2 separate regions of the Homo sapiens genome follow, and region 2 is linked to region 1. Evidence: chromatin loops called from intact Hi-C (ENCODE). Cell type or tissue: sigmoid colon. All regions are shown on one strand.

Region 1 (2,500 bases):
CCAGAGTCACCGAGCTCCTGCTACACACCAGGCATGGTTCTGGGCTCGGGAGACACCAGAGTGAAGAAGCAATCCTGCTCTCATGGAGCTTACACTTCAGTGGGGCAGATGAACAATAAATAAATAATTAAAACAAGTCTGTTGGGGCAGGGAACAGAATGGAGAAGTGTACAGAGTGAAGGGGCGAGAGTAGAGAGAGCAAGGGAGGTGAGTGGAGGTTTGCAATTTAACAGCGACACCAGGAAAGCCCTCACTGGGAAGGTGACATTTAAGACCTAAAGGAGGTGAAGGGGTGCTCTGATTTTACTGTGTCCCCTAAAGCTCATGTGTTGGAAACATAATCCTCAATGCAACAGTGTTAAGAGGGGCACTTTAAAGACATGATCAGGTCATGAGGACTCTGCCTTCATGAATGAATTGACGCTGTTATCACAGGAGTGGGTTACTGACAGAGTGGGTTCCTAGGCCAGGCGTGGTGGCTCACATCTGTAATTTCAGCACTTTGGGAAGCTGAGGCAGGCGGATCACCTGAGGTCAGGAGTTTAAGACCAGCCTGGCCAAACATGGCAAAATTCTGTCTCTACTAAAAATACAAAAATTAGCTGGATGTGGTGTCAGGTGCCTATAATCCCAGGAGGCTGAGGCAGAAGAATCACTTGAACCTGGAAAGTGGAGGTTGCAGTGAGCGAGATTGCACCACTGCATTCCAGCCTGGGCGGCCGAGTGAGACTCTATCTCCAAAAAAAAAAAAGACAAGAAAAGAAAAGAAAGAGAGAGTGCATTCCTAATAAAAGGATGAGTATGACTCCCTTCTTCTCTCTCTTTCTTTCCCAACCCCTTTGTCCTTCCACCTTCTGCCATGGGATGATGGAGCAAGAAGGCCCTTACCAGATGCAGCCCCCCTGGATTTTGGACTTCCCAGCCTCCAACCCATGAGCCAAAGAAAATTTCCATTCTTTATAAATTACCCATTCTGTGGTATAGTGCTATAGCAACACAAAACGTACTTAGCCAGGGATTTATCCAGGCAAAGGCAAGTGCAAAGTCCCTGAGGTGGGCACATCCCTGGTGTACAGGAGCAATGGCCACCGTGGCTAGGACACGTTCTAGGGGGAGAGTGGTGGGCTTGGAATGGTGAAATCCCTTGCCTCACAAGTAGGGCAGCTGAGAGCAATATCTTGGGCCTGTCTGACTGTAAAGTGAAGCTTTTAACTGCAAAGGGCCTGACACTCTTTCTAGTGAGGAAAGCCAGAAAGGGTGAGCGTATGTTATTACCAGGCATTGCGCCAAACACGTTGGGGAATCACATGGGGGAAGCCCCCACCCTTCTGGGGCTGCTGCTGCCGTAGAGAGGAAGGGAAACTGAGAAGTCAGCTAAGAGCCTGAGCAGATACTATAAGAATCCATCGTGATTGCTGTTTTCCGTTTCTCTGTGTGTTGGTTGTGGAAGGAGTCTTAGCACGTGTACACACAGCATGTGCATTCCTACCTCTGAGTGTGTCTGCCTGAGTGTTTATGGCTGCATAGGGGTCTTGAGTCTGCTGCCCACAAGTTAAACAGTGGTTTACTTAGCCCTCCCCAACTGTGTGAATGCAAGTGTGCATGGGCATCTTCATCTTGTCTTTGTGTTTATACATCTCTGTGTTTATACATCCCTTGTCTTTGTGTTTATACATCCCTTTGTGTTTATACATCGTCTTGTCTTTGTGTTTATACATACCTGGGAAGGTATCCATGTTCATCAGGAGGCATGTATCCATGTCTGCATGTCCAAAATGAGTGTGTGTCATTGTGCATGTGTTTCATGGATCTGCACAGCTGTTAAGAGTTCTGTCTCTGTAGCCTGACTCCCTGGGTTGGAATCTAGGTCTGCCACTTACTGGGTATGACCTTGAGCAAATTACTCAACCCCCTCTCTGCTTCACTTTCCTTATCAGTAAAATGGGCATATTAATAAAACATACCTTATAAGGTTGTTGTGAGGATCAAACAAATGAATATATGTGGAATGCTCGGATTGATGCCTGGCACATACTAGGAGCCATGTGTGAGCCGTTGTGATGTTAGGGCTCTTTCTGCGTGCATGTGTCTGTCTGGGTCTATCTGGCTGACTGAGCACACTTGCCCCAGCTGATATGCCTCGTAGCATGCAAGTTGGCATGCCTAAGTTCACACCTTACCTACGTCTCTGTGTGCACAACCTCAGTCTTAGCCCCGCATGTGCAGTGCCCAGCCTCCTCTGCCTGACAAGAGCAAATGTGGCTGGCTGGGGTGGGGACTGGAGGAAGGGCCAGCAGGAGGGGGCTCCTGCCATGGCCTGGCCAGCTGGACTTTTCACAGCCCAGTGACTTTGTCCCTCTGATCGGCCAAGTGGCTAGACAGGCAGGCAAAGGAAGTGCCCCTCTTCCAGGCTGTCCCCGGCCTGTGCCATCTCTATCCCTGATCACAGGGATTGGGTTTACACGCCTGATGCCCCTCGGGATTGGGGGATCCAAGAGAG
Region 2 (2,500 bases), 89 kb after region 1:
TTATAGAGGGGTTGAGCATTCTGAGCAGAAAAGTAACATGACATCACTTATGCATTTCAGATAGGGAGAATGGAGGGCAGGGAAGCAGGAATAGAGGTGGGGAGATCAAGGAGGAGGTTCTTCAGGAATCAGGGGAGTTCGGATGGTGGAGAGGATGGGGTGGCTGGCTTTGATGGATATTTTGGAGGTGGAGCCGACGAGCCCTAGGTTGGATTAGATGAGAGCTGTAAAGGAAGAGAGAGAAGAATCAGGACTGACTCCCACTTCTCCAGCCTGAGCACAGGATGACCGATGGTAGAGCTATTCACTGAAATAGGAAAATCCAGGGGAGACACAGATATGGGGAAAATGATAATTGGTTATTGTCTGAAATTGCTTTGAAAGAGAAGAACCCAATGTTTTGAGAATGGAGTTTGGGGGTTCAGTGAATATTTCCCCAAGAAAAGGCTGTTTAAAAATAGCATCTGAAGGAAGAAAAGGATTAAAGCAGATTAAGAGGCAGCAGCATGGAGCATGCAAAGGCCCTGGGGCAGCCTGACTGGCATTCATTCCAAGTCACTGTTTTTGAGCACATGTGGTGAGGAAGCATGGCAGGCAGGCAGGCAGACAGCAATAGAAACCAGATATGCAGATAGACAGGAGATCTGAGATTGTCATGGAGGGGCAGCCCAGCCAGCGCAGCACTGTCAGCAGAGCCATCACAAGGTGACACCATAGTTGAGTCTTGAAGGAAACAGGAAAGTTAGCCAAGAGGAAAAATGATCAAAGGGGTCCTTCGAGGCTGCTATTGAAGCATGAAGTACATAACATCAAATGCCACCCCCCCCCCGAAATATCTGGTGGGCAGATGAGTGGGTACATGAGGGCAGGGCAGTGAATTAGCCTGGAGGCAGCACGTCAGACCACGTGGGACTCTGAGCAGGGCGATGAGTTGGACTTGAACCAGCCAGCCAGTGGGAAGCTCCAGGAGGGCTGGAGGCCAGTAGTGTGGGGACAGATCTGCGTGATCTTCCCCAGCAGACGTGCCCCTGCTCCTGGAGGGTTCTTTCTGTGGCCACGTGGGGCTTGTCATGTCTCAGAACTGCTTTCAGAGCCAAGCACTCATGCCAAATCCATTAATAACCCTGCTGCCAAGCCCCACTGCTCATTTCTGACATTATCCATGCTAACATCCCCGGGGTTGCCGGCTTGAGAATTTACACAACTTCTGCCAAGCCAGTGGCTCTGGTTTGCTCATCACCTTGACCGTGACCCTCCAGTGAGTCAAGTCATGACCTCCAATTACAGAAGCAAGTGCACGAACAACTTCTTTGATTAACTTGGACATCTTGGTCTTTTTCTTTTCTTTCTTTAATGATGATACATAGATGTTTATAATACAGAACATTTGGAGAATATGGGAAACTAAAAAGGAGAAAAAAAATACCATGCAAAGACCACTGCAGTTTGCATTTTGCTATGTTTCCTTCCAGTGTTATCCACACATTTTTCATAATTGAGATAATCCTACAGAGAATTTTCCTTTTTCACTTATCATTTTAATGTAAGCAATTTTAACTTAAAAAAAAAACCTCCTCATAAACCTTTTAAATCTTTATCTGTGGATTTATCCTAATTTCCCTAACCAGTCCCAATTGGCAGAGCCCTAAGACATAAACCTCCTCCCCCATCCAGCCCTTGACAAATGCCTTTGTGTTGAAAGCTTTTTCTATATTTTGAATTCCCCCAAAAAAAAGTGCAATTATGAGTCAAAGGATGAGGACATCTTCCAAGCTCTTGATTTTGCCAGCTGCTTCCCAAAAGGATTGTACTGGTTTGCCTCTCCCACCAGTGACGTATGAAAGCTCCAGTTCATTTCACCATAGCTTCCCCAGCACCAAGTATTATAATTTTTAAAGATCCTTGCCAATAGAGTAGGTTAAAAAAATGATAGTGCATTGCTTAGAATTCCTTTTTAGTGAGATTGACCCCTTTGTCCAAACATTTGATATGCAGTTGTATTTCTGTTATGAGTCCTTCGTTCATGTCCTCAACCCATATAGAAAATGGAGCCTAAATGTTATTCTTATCAGTTTGCATGAGCACTTGAGATAGTGAGGGTATTTTTATCTGTGTGTCTCTTTCCTTTTTAGGTTGCATGAGCCCGAGAAGAATGCCAGAGAAATAACACAGGTACAGTCCTTGGTGAGATGCCCTTCCTGGGAAACTCCGTGGCGTGGTTGCTTCACATCAACCGGAATTGCAGATCTGGTTCTAAATTAAGACTCCTTGTGGGGTGGAGGGTGGAGGATCTTACACTCCTAGCTTTCCCCATGTCCTGTGCATATTCCTTCTCTCTACTGCAGCCAAGAGTGGCTGTTGCAGCCTCATGACTCAGTGCGACCCATTGCACAACTCCCCAGGGGCACCATTCACAATCCGTCCTATGAAAATGGTGCCCTGGAGTCAGGCTGCAGCTCCCTTAGTGTGGATCGTGCCTTCCCATCTCTCTACATTTGCC

Evidence for each region. Peaks named below come from ENCODE experiments on the same cell type or tissue, not always from the same donor. Only the 100,000 strongest peaks of a DNase experiment are listed, where the experiment ranks them.
Region 2: it touches region 1 in a loop (7-fold over the local background); 2 of 110 quality-filtered maps call a loop at or near these places.

Annotation. Positions count from the first base shown.
Region 1 is chr20:1,843,578-1,846,077 of GRCh38, forward strand. No RefSeq gene overlaps it. Among named protein-coding and RNA genes, the nearest start is that of SIRPA, 51 kb to the right of the region's middle. In sigmoid colon, no CTCF peak of the experiment used is centred here; a DNase peak (open chromatin) is centred at 1,304; H3K27ac peaks cover 915 bases.
Region 2 is chr20:1,932,583-1,935,082 of GRCh38, forward strand. It overlaps SIRPA (signal regulatory protein alpha), which reads left to right. Exons shown (of 8, transcript NM_001040023.2): 7 at 2,133-2,172. Among named protein-coding and RNA genes, the nearest start is that of PDYN-AS1, 13 kb to the right of the region's middle. In sigmoid colon, no CTCF peak of the experiment used is centred here; DNase peaks (open chromatin) are centred at 1,009 and 2,369.